Linked DNA regions of Mus musculus: all the other regions are linked to region 1. The links are chromatin contacts, found by Hi-C or POLR2A ChIA-PET in ENCODE. All regions are on one chromosome and are shown on one strand. The core of a region is the stretch at or near the end of the contact, and the rest is flanking DNA. Distances in the headings are between cores, read along the strand shown.

Region 1 (3,760 bases), core at 884-3,383:
TCTCAGTGGGTAAGAACACTTACTTGGCAACCATAAGACCCTTAGTTCAAGTCCCTAGCACCCATGTAAAAAGATGGGTGTGGGTACATGTGCCTGTAACCTCAGGACTGGGGACTGGAGACAAGCCAATCCAGAGCCCTTGCTTGCCAGCCAGTGTAGTCAAAAAGGTAGGGTTCAGTGAGAGCCCTTTATCTGGGTGGCAAGGGAGGGAGCAATAGAGCAAGGCGCAGACACCTTGCTTTTGTCTCTACATGCTTGTGTGCATGCGCGTGCAGTGTGTCCACACACTAATGTGCACGGAACACACACACACACCCACACACACAGATTGACATGCTCTCACACCTTTCAGTCATGCTGCTTCAGAGTGTATGATTGCGAGCAGTTATCACTCACTTCATAACTTCCTATGTTTTAAGACTGAACCGCTATTCAGTGTTACAGTATATGGGAACATGGACTAAAGTGTGGGATGAATATTTTCACGAGGTTTTGAGAGGGCTGGTGGAGGGGGGTGAATCTGCAGAGATAGGAGTGGGTGGTGGCTTCTTCAGCATTGGAAGTCTAGGCCTACTCACTCTGGGGAACATCTCTGACCCCACCCTGGGTGTCTCTCCCCCAGAGCTTTTCAGCTCTTTTGTGCCAGTTCTAGGCGAACAGAGTTGCCTCAGCTAAAGTATGTAACAGATTCTATTCTTAGGCTTATCCTAGCTGGTTCTCACTTGATTGGCAGGGTGCACTCCACCCAGAAAGTCTGATTTATTTTGGCAAAAAGAGGAGGCTTTTATGGAGCAGGTTATCTAAAAAAAGGAACCCTAGGGAACAGGCCCCACCCGAGCTGTCTGGGTTGGTCCGGGTGAGCGTGCCTAATCGAGGGCTGACTCAGCAAGATGACCCAAGGGCTGCCTTTGTGAATGTTACCAAACTCTTACTTAACCACAGATGTTCTGCCATTGTCTGTCCCACAGTCGGAGATGGATGGTGGCAATTAGTTCTGTGAGATTTGGAGCAACCTAGCTGAGTTCTGTCTATGGTAGCTTCTGAGTATTTCCTTACTAAAATTCCAGCACTCACGTGGTAGAAAGTAACTGAGTTATATGGGTTTTTTAAAAGTTAATTTTTATCATTATATAAATTATAGATGCTCATTATAGGTTACTTTAAACATATAAGTAGAAAAGGAAACCCATAACTCATTTATTGCCGCATTAGCCAGTAGGTAAGCTTGGGAACAGTTTGGTTCTAGTTCAGTGTGGTGTTTAAATAATGTATGTAACCTGACTATGCATTTCCTGAGCGGTACAGTCCGAGCACCTCCTCGGGACGTGCCTGGTTTGCTTTCCTCCTGTTGCACAGCGGCTTCCTGAAGGCAACGAGCGAGAGGTAGGATTTCTGGGCTGGGGAGATGGCATGCAAACATGTGAACCGGAGTTTGAGCTCTGGTACTGACGATACGCAAAGTGGGATGCAGTGGGCAAGCGGGATGTGATGGGTAGGCCTGCACCCAGGCCAGCCAGTCAAGGCCAGTCAGCCCTTGAGAAAATAATTTCATGGCTTGGGGCTTTAATTTTCTAAATTAAATTTCATTAAAAAAAATCTATGTGTTTGTGTGCCCATGTGTGTGCAAGCCAGAGATGGCCTTCAGTGTTGCTCCTCAGAGGCTGGTCACTCTCTCTGTCTCAGTGGCTTACTCACTGATGAGGGTCCGTTCTGGGGATCAAGCCTTGGTCTTCGAGTGTGTGTGTGTGTGTGTGTGTGTGTGTGTGTGTGTGCATTTTTATTAAGCAAAATGGTGCCTTGAGAGATTCATCTAGAAAAAGGGAATGGGACCTTTGGCAGTTTTGCTTTCACCTTGGGAGGGATTCCAGAGAACTGCAGTGAACAACACTAGCTTTGTTGGCTTAAATGTGTAGGCAGCCAGGGCCTTTGAACATGGCATTTGGAGTGGCTCACCATTCTGGCGACCTTGGAAAGTTCTCTGGAACTGCAGAGGTGCTCTGTGCCGAGGCCTGCTTCCTGTGTGGAGGTCCTATTGTGGAGGTTCTTTGAATGGGAGATCTGTGAACAAGGTTCCCACAGCTCACACTCTGGCCTCTGGGTAATGTAGATATGCACTCCACTGCGGGTCAGGCAGCAGTGCCTGGCGAGAAGCCCCTTGCAAAGACAGAGATTTTGGAGTTCCACTTATTTATAGTGGCCAGTGGAAAACTAATATGCCTGTTAAATCTATTTTTAAAAATGAAAGGGACGTCTCTGGTCCACAGTGCATCTGCTGAATGCGCGTCTGTTTGCTGTGGTGTATTTTTGCTAGTTCCCTGCTTTAGGAAGTGAATTTCAATGTCTTCTTCATCATTCTCTCTGAGCTTGAGACTTGAGGTTCTTGTCTGAAGAGTTCTCCTTCAGCCTCAGGAAAACAACGGGTTTTTTTGTTATTTGAATATATGTATGTGTGTGTGTGTATATATATATGCCTAGAGAATACTTAATGAAATTGTTGCAACATTTCAGACGGGCTTAAGTGAGCATCTGGCAAGGGTGGAGCAGGAAGCATTCTCACCTAGGCACGAGCACACGGGATTGGTTGTCTGGACACTGGTGATGTTGATCTTTGCTTTTAATGGAGAGCGTGAGTCTGCTTATCGGGGCATAGGGAGGCAGAGTTTGCATTGCTCGTGGGCCGACTGTGTTTGAGCACTCCACAGACACTCCATTTTGACCAGGCGTGGCTCTCTGCAGTAGCTTCTGTCTGTTGCAAAGAGAACCTTTAGTGACGATGGATGAGCGATACACTTACCAGGCGGGACTCAAGTTGGGCCCCACTGAAAAATATTTTCTGTGGTACTGGAGAGATGACTCAGTGGTCAAGAGTACGCAGTGCTCTTGAAGAGGACCCAAGTTCAAGTCCCAGCACAGGTGGAGAGTGGCTTACAACCTCCTATTCCAGAAGACCCAAAATCCATGGGCACCAGCACTCATGTGCACATACCAGCACACATATATGCCCACCTCCACATGATTACAAATAATAAATATTATTTTAAAACGAAGCTTAAGGCTGGGGCAGGTTCTGAAGATATTCACCTTTTCAACACTAGTCAGATTTCAAAGATAGGAAAGAAGCCACAGCTGGGAAGCCAAATTTAGACAATGGGGCTTATAGATGAAAGGCCTTAGACAGAGTGGAGGTCTGCAGACATGTGCAGAGTTTTGCCAGAAGTGTCTAGTGTGGATTTGTGCCTAGCTAATCCCATATAGTGTTTCACCGTAATGCCGTTTACCCTCGTGCCTTTATTTTAGACTCCCGCAGCAGGGCCTGGCACACAGCAGTATTTGTTAGGCAGTGTCTGATTATCTTTGGCCAGGTTCACTGGCATTTGAGTGCCTTTTTGACCAAGTGCTTTTGGAACATGGTTACTATGTTACTTTGTTTCTTTCAGAAAGAAGTGTTCAAGGTTTTTCTAGGTATTAGATAAAAAGCCTTAAAAACGGCAGTCTCAAAAACTGCTGCAGCACAGCTCACTCTGAGAAACTCCCCAGCAGTCTGTGACTTGCCTAGCTGCCCTCTCCTGTAGTCATTTTGCTTCTGTGTTTAATGATGACACACCTCCTGTCACCAGGGGGCCACTTTAGCTCTTTATATTTTATTTCTGCCTTTTTTTCCTGCTCTTAAGTTTTTTTAAATGCCTTGTTACACTTTCTTGTGTGTGTGTGTGTGTTACAGAATGTGTGATTGTATGTGTATGAGTGTGTGTATGTATGT
Region 2 (3,595 bases), core at 539-3,038, 34 kb before region 1:
TCTGTTGTGACATAGGGATGCCATGTGTTTGAACCAGTAGGACATTTCTGTTAGATTTTTTCACTTGAAAGCAATGTTCTAATTCTATTTTCTTGGAACTATAGGAAAATTTTGACTAAAGACAGCAAGCAACTGTGCTCCCTGAACTTGTGTGCAGATAGATAGAAAGAATGAGAGTGTTTAGGCAAGGTTTATTGTGTTTGCAGATAATAAATACTCACACCACATAGCTTACGCAAAAGAGCTTTACTTACTGGAGGGTAATGTGGGCCGTGGGAGCCCAGGCTGTATTCCTCCTTCCCCTCCCCCACCCCTTCTTCCTATTCTTCTTTGACACTTGTCTTCTACAATTAGAATGTATACTGTGTGGACACTGGATGCTTCTGAACTTTTAACTTTAATTTATATCAGGTGTTTCTGGAGACAGGGTTTTATGTAGCCCAGGCTGGCCTTGAACTTACTGTGTAGCCGGGGATGGCCTTGGACTTCTGATCCTTTATGCTAGGTGTATAGCATATACACCATGTCTGTCTGATAGGCTGCAGGTTCGAACCCAGGGCTTCATGCATGCCGGGCAAGCACTTTGCCAGCTGAGCTGTAGCTGTATCAGTTTTGATGCTTTCCTTCCAAAATGGCCTGGTTTGCATATCATTTTGAAGCCTGCCGTTTGCATTATTGTGTGCGTGTGACCGTGGATGCTCGCGTGCTATATATAACACTCACGTGGAAGCCATGGGAAGACTTTTGGGAGTTGGTTCTGTCCTGGAGCATGTGGGTTCTGGGGACTGAGCCTGGTGAGCCAGTCCTGCCGACCCTTTAGGACTATATTAATAGAGGATGTTAGGGGGCGGGGTATGATGCTTATTGTCTCGTGGCTACGGTCAAGTGGATTCTCCTGGCTTTGTCGTTTGCCACCTGTGTGAGAGGACATCATAAAGGACTGACTGACGTTCAGACAGACACTGGTGGCCAGCGGTTTCCTTTCCCTTCATTTCTTTTTTGAAACAGTGCAGTAAGACAGCAGTGGGCTGAGTTCTTCCGTTAAGTCATCCCCGGATTGTACCAGTCCATTAGCTGCTTTGTGCAGCGGACAGGAAATGGTTCTATTTGTACAAGTTGCACAATCTTAACGAAGTCAGGGCAGAGAGCCAAGGGGACCTCTGCTGTTTCTGCAGTGTTAACCTTTCAGTTCCACACAGGAACACATACAGGTTACTGGGGATGTGTGTTAGAGTGTGACTGTGTTGGTGTGGTCACCTGCCTGGCGGTACTGAGAAATGTACCGTGTGACTCATGGGGGTCTTGGTTCTTAATGGCTTCCCACACAGGCTGTGGAGATGGCCTGATGCTGGTGCCTGCCAGCCTGGCCCTGAAGGGTCCAGTTCCCATTCTGCCCTTTCCCAGGCCGTCTTGTAGACTGGTGACAGAGTGACCACTTTCCTTTTCTAGGGCTGGCAAGTGGCTTCCTTTGTGCCCATACCTGCCTCCTATACCCCAGCTGCCAGCTACTCTTCTCCTCTTTGAAAGTGGCATTTCCTTTTTGTCCCCAGTGTTTCTAGGCAGAATCTGGTAATTTTAGTAAAGCTGATTTTATATATATAATATTTTAATGTACTTTATGACCCAGGCCGGATCTCGAGTAGCTCAGGCTGGCCTCAGCTTGACTTGGCTGTGTGCCTGAGGCTGGCCTTGAACTCCCGGTCCTCTTGCCAAGGTCCTCCACATGCTGTGATCAGAGGCATCTGCCACCAGGCCCTGCTTCGTGATTCAGTCTTAGTGTGCTCATCACTTCCTCCCTCCCGCTCTCCCTCCCCCCTTCCTCTTTTTCCTTCCGTTTTGATTTCTAATGGTTCTTCCCCAGCCCATATACCATGGTGAGGATGCAATCCTAAGTGATTGAAGGACAAAAGTCAGCATGTGAGAGGGACTGGAGAGCAGAGTGATGGGAGGCAGAGGCAGGGATTGCCTTCCTGGGCCTCTCACCCTAGACAGAAGTTGCTGTGGACCTCTGCTGAAGAAGCCGGCCTGTTCCTCTCCCCTGAGGGGTTAAGATTTCTCCATCTGTGGAGCCACCCGCATTTTTATTTATGTATATGTGTCATAGCTGTCTTCCTTATTTGTGAAATATTTGTTTATTATATACTTTTTGTTTTGTGAGTCACGGTTTCTTGTTGCCCAGGCTAGCAGTGTTGCTGCAGCTGGCCTTGAACTCCCAGTCCTCGGCCTCTAACTTTCAAAAGCTGTGATTGTAGGCTTGAGCTATAACACGCCGCTTTTTAATGAATGCTTTTTGAAGGGTGTTTTATTTTTGTGTGTCTTTTCCTCAGTTTTCTTCAATTATTTTCTAGCTCCTTAAAATAACACAGCATTCCCAGTCTTTGCTGCTGTCATTTGACATTTATATCTCTTTGGGAGCCCCTGCCCTTTGCTTTTAATTATTTTTACTGTGTGTGTGTGTGTGTGTGTGTGTGTGTGTGTGTGTGTGTGTGTGTAACATAGCTTGCTTGGGAAGACCAGAGGACAACTGTGGATCTCAGTTTAGTCTGTGGGTTCCAGGGATTGGACTAAATCTGTCTAGCTTGCATGACAAGCACTTTAGCTGCTAAGCCATCTTGGGCCCTGCTTCTGAGTTAGTTCTTCCTGCGGGACTGCTCGCCTTGGCTGGTGTCTTCCTAAGCACTCTGTCCCCAGCAGTTTCCTTTGGTGAGATCTACCCTAAAGGCTGCACTTGAACACCTGACATCAAGTCTCTGGGCAGTGTGATTCTGTCAGTGTCCTTTTTCCTTTTGCAGTCTGGCACTGAGAGCCTGCCCTTTTCCTCTCGAACAGTTCTGAGTTCCGTGTGACTTCATGGCAAGTCACGGAAGTCACCGGTCCTTCTGTTTTCCCAGGGTAGATCATGAGGGTTTCGGTCAGAATTGGTGCAGGACATTGAGCGGCGCCCATGGGTTTAATAATGAGCACGCACTGTTTGACAGCGAACCAGTCAGAAAAGAAAGGGCAGGATGGATAGCTCAGTCAGGACTCTGCAGACCAGCTGAGCACTCTACCTTCTGATTCCTGTCCCAGCTCTGTAAGGAGTACATTTCTGTTGTTCATGTTATTCAGTCAAAACAATTTTGTTATAGTAGCCTACTTGGGAGGAGAGCCATTATTACTTAATTTATATTTTTATTTGAAACTGACTTCAGTTTGCTTTGAGATGCGCAGTTCTTCCACTCATCCGTGGACCTCCTTATGGCTTCTCCTTTAGAAGCTGGCTCTGCTACCACTGTATGCAAATACAGATTATTTAGTTGTAAAATATTCTTCTTAGATAAGATAGTTCTCTGGTGCTGAAAGTAAAGATAACTTTCATGTCTTTGAACACTGCTCCCTCAAAAAAAAAAAAAGTTTTCAGAACATCTGTGCTGTTTGACCTTCTCATTGTGTTCCAGGGGAAGATTTTCAAATATATTTCAATTATTCTTTTTTATTTTGGTGAGTAAGATACTTTCTCTGTGGGGTATATGTGTTTATTAGTGTAGATGCATGTGTGGTGTGTGCCTGTTGGGTGTGTTGGGTGTGTGTGTGTGTGTGTGTGTTGGGTGTATGT
Region 3 (3,434 bases), core at 248-2,747, 55 kb before region 1:
TAGCTCAGTGTGTAAAGACACTTGCCCACCGTGTCTGACAACCAGAGTTGGAGTCCCAGAACCCGTGTAAGGTAGACAGGACTTTTAAGTTTCTAAAACTCACACAAAAACCATGGCATGTGTATACCTGAGGTCACACACACATTCATTTTTACAATAGAAATAAAGTATGCCCAAACTAAATATTAATAAAAACTAGAAGGAACTGTCTTTAGTCTTTCGAGTAAAGATGTCTAGCCGGAACTGAAAGGGACAATAGACATTTAAATTTTGGTATCATAAAATTTGCTTATGCAAAATGCTGTGGGAAGTTAAAAGAATAAAAAAAAAATCACTGAAAGATTCTTCTGGGAATTACAATTGGAAAAGGAAATATGTGTTATAAGTGAAAAATAACAAGTCAGCTTTAGTAATTACTGAGCAAATACTGCATTTGCAGTGATGATTCCAGAATCTCATTCAGAGTCTCCCAGTTCTCTTCAGCTCAGACAAGAGAAGCCCCGCTGTGTGTAGCCTGGCTTGGCTTATGGTAAAGGGAGGCCTCGCCGAGCTACCGCGAGCTTGCTCTTGTAGTTGCGCGTGTACTGGGAGGCTTACGGCAGTGGGCGGGGCCCGAATCCCCATGTGGTCCCGACATCATTGACATGGCGGAATCCCCCATCAAACCCTCCTGGTAGTTATTTGAGCAGCGGCGGCGGCCGGAGGAGGCGGCGGAGAGCAGCGGCGGGAGCGGCGCAGGGGACGGCGGGGATCCCGCGGGCGGCTGGCTGGGACGGCGTGGGCGACCCGGATTGCGGGCACCCGGAGCCCCGTTTCAGCCTGAGGGGAGGTAAGGCGTGCGGGAGCGGCGGCGGGCTGCCGGGGGACGTGCCACCCACAGTCGCTCTCGGGTCCCTGCGCTTCGGAGCCCGGCCGGACTCCGAGTCTGCACGAGTGCGCTCCCGGCCCCGGAGCACTCGGGGATGCCCGAGGAAAACTTGGCTGCCGAGTCCCGGTCGCGCCCCGACCGCTCGGCTGCCCGAAGCTCCCGGCCGGGTAGGGGGCGACCCCTCCAGCCCCCGCTCGCTCGGGAAGAAAGCGGAGGATGCGGGGCTCGCAGTTCCCCTCCTCCCCGGGCCGTCGCTCCGAGGAATCCGCTCCCCCGCCCAGATCCCCGCGGCAGGACCGCTGCCTGGGAGGGGGAGGGCGCGCGGCCAGGCCGAGGAATCTTCGACGTGTCACTTTGGGAGGCTGTAGATTTCCATATGGTGGAGGGAGGAGGGCGTGCGTGCGCGCAGAGCTGGGATTCGGGGCTGCCTTGGCCCCCTTGGGGGTGCCGGGCTGTGACCCGGGACCCGGGATGCTCGCGGGGAGGGTCCCTGGGCGACCGGTCGCCCCCGCCCCCGCCGGGGCCTCTTGGGGACACTCCCCGCCCGCCTCTGGCCACCTCTGCGCGCCACGTCCTCCCTCCCCGTCCTGCCCCCTGGGCTCCCCCCGGGCTGGGGGCGGGAACCGGCGGCCGCGGCTGGACTCGGCGAGCCAGGCGGCTGCAGGCTCGGGCGGGGGAGCGGGGCGCGGCGGGAAGCAGAGGACGACCCGGTGCGTGTGGGCCAGCGGAGCGCGGGTCAGTCGGTCAGGCTCGAGGGGCGCCCCTGCCGGGGGTGGGGCGGCCGGGAGACCCAGCGGGTGGAATCCGCGCCCCGAGGCGGCGGGCGGGCTGGGCGGGCCGCGGGGACCGTCTGGTTCGGATGGCAGGCAGGAACGAGCTGCCGTGGGAAGGGCCTGTCAGTCCTCGCGGAAAGCGGGGCCCGGGGCCCGGGGCCGTGACCGCCTAGCGTCCCCAGCGCCCGGCCTGGGGAGCCTGGGGGACTCTGCGAGCGTCCCGGGAGACCTGGCTGGGCCGCCGGGCGGCGCCGCTGGCCGGGCGCCTTCCCGGAGAGAACGGCTGGGGTTGGAGATTTTTCGAATCTCGGCTCCCACCCGGCGATCCCAGACGAAGGAAGCACTGGCATTTTATCCAGACAGTGCGGATTGCAGACTTCCTTAAAAGTTACAACTTTTTATTTTCTTTTCTCTCAGGCCCAGCGTTTTCTTTAAACAAAATGTAGAATTTGGCCGCGATGAGGCTGACGCTGGGGCCAAAAATGCACACGTTTATCTCCATCCCGGCTAGTCCCCCTCCCCCTCTTCCCTCCCAGGCTTAATCATATTTTGGAACTGGCGAGGGCTTTTGTTGGGTGGGCACCCTTGATTGCTTGTCTGTTTATTTTTTAATGTGCAACTAATTTGATTTGAATTTCCTCCAGTTTCCAGGCCTTACTAGGAGAAGCTAGGGGAGAGGGAATGTGCCATTTTTTTTTCTTTTTTTTATAAATGTGGCAAGAGGTGGGGCATTGGGAAAGGGGAGGCACCCTGGTTGTGGCAGAGAGTTAGTAGGAGCAGACAGACCCGGAAGAAAAGGAATCCATTCTGGAATAACATTCTTTTTTAAAACAACAACAAAACAGTACAAAAGAAAGTCAGGTTTTGAGCAAAATTTCACTGCTCTGTTCAGATTTGAGTGCGTGGCGCTCCCGCATCTCCAAGTATCGGCTGGGACCCTGGGAACTTGAGTTATGCCACACAGCGCATGCATGCATAGCAACTCTGACCTGGTTTTGTGACTGGTGTGGGGGCTGTTGGTTCGCTCCTCGTTGGAGGCTGACTGTGGATGCAGTAAAGACTGGGTTCAGTAAATTTCCTGGCTCCCTGGGAGCAGCTGTTGAAGAGGGTAAAGTCCCTGGACATGCTTCTGGCCAGGAGGGCCAACCGGAGTTCATGCTTACCGAGACGCGAGATACGCGGCAGCCTGGCTAAAAGTGAGGCCTCGTTGATTATTGTTTTAAAAAGTTGCTCTCTTAGTATTGTCCTTAAACTTGCATGTGCTTTTCAAGCATTTTATTTTGATGCTTATGAGAAAAAGCGTTTGTGTGACAAGATCGTGTTCCTTTAGCATCTGTTAGCACTGTCGAGATCTTGTAGGGTGGGGGCTGGTAGCATCTAATGACAGTATATACAGTTCCAGAAAGACATTTTGGTAATCTTTTAAGACCCTTTAAAAATAGCTGTGATCAGAGCCTGGGATGTTTGGAGGAGCCCGTCTTCTGTCTTCTGGGGCTTCTAAAGGAATGCAGAGCGTGAGCACCAGCACCTCTCCTGGTTGTTTGTTACACTGGCATTTGTGCCCGTTCTGCCCAACTCTTAAAATTCTCATGATCCACCCGGAAGGGTCACTCACACTTAATTGCTTGTAAGGAAAGTTTTTTTGGGCATTGTATTTTGAGACAGGCTTGGGCTGGCCTCTCCAAGCTTGACCTCCTGCCTCAGCCTCCTGGATGTTGGGTGACAGGTATGAACCACATGCCTGTTAGAGCTTGTACTAATAGTATATTCCTTCTTAGATAAACATGTTTTCT

The links. A loop is a pair of places that touch in the nucleus more often than their neighbours do. ChIA-PET counts read pairs that join two places held with the same protein, here RNA polymerase II (POLR2A).
Region 2: a loop to region 1 is called in a map of adrenal gland, with 2.0 times the contacts of the local background. The contact joins two enhancer-like sites. A Hi-C loop is called at or near these places in 2 of 37 maps with a recorded cell type or tissue (Patski and adrenal gland). POLR2A ChIA-PET finds 5 or more read pairs at or near these places in 4 of 5 experiments (Patski and embryonic stem cell).
Region 3: a loop to region 1 is called in a map of heart, with 2.6 times the contacts of the local background. The contact joins the promoter of Fndc3b here to the enhancer-like site in region 1. A Hi-C loop is called at or near these places in 7 of 37 maps with a recorded cell type or tissue (Patski, gastrocnemius and heart). POLR2A ChIA-PET finds 5 or more read pairs at or near these places in 4 of 5 experiments (Patski and embryonic stem cell).

Annotation. Positions count from the first base shown.
Region 1 is chr3:27,654,067-27,657,826 of GRCm38, reverse strand. All of the region lies in intron 1 of Fndc3b (fibronectin type III domain containing 3B), which reads left to right. Among named protein-coding and RNA genes, the nearest start is that of Fndc3b, 55 kb to the left of the region's middle. Within about 2 kb of position 2,133, at least 1 of the 3 ENCODE cell types and tissues checked has a DNase peak (open chromatin) inside an H3K27ac peak, as active enhancers do; it is heart, where a contact is called at or near this core.
Region 2 is chr3:27,687,829-27,691,423 of GRCm38, reverse strand. The region is part of intron 1 of Fndc3b (fibronectin type III domain containing 3B); the gene reads left to right. Among named protein-coding and RNA genes, the nearest start is that of Fndc3b, 21 kb to the left of the region's middle. Within about 2 kb of position 1,788, at least 1 of the 3 ENCODE cell types and tissues checked has a DNase peak (open chromatin) inside an H3K27ac peak, as active enhancers do.
Region 3 is chr3:27,708,515-27,711,948 of GRCm38, reverse strand. It overlaps Fndc3b (fibronectin type III domain containing 3B), which reads left to right and starts at 1,497. Exons shown (of 26, transcript NM_173182.3): 1 at 1,497-1,603.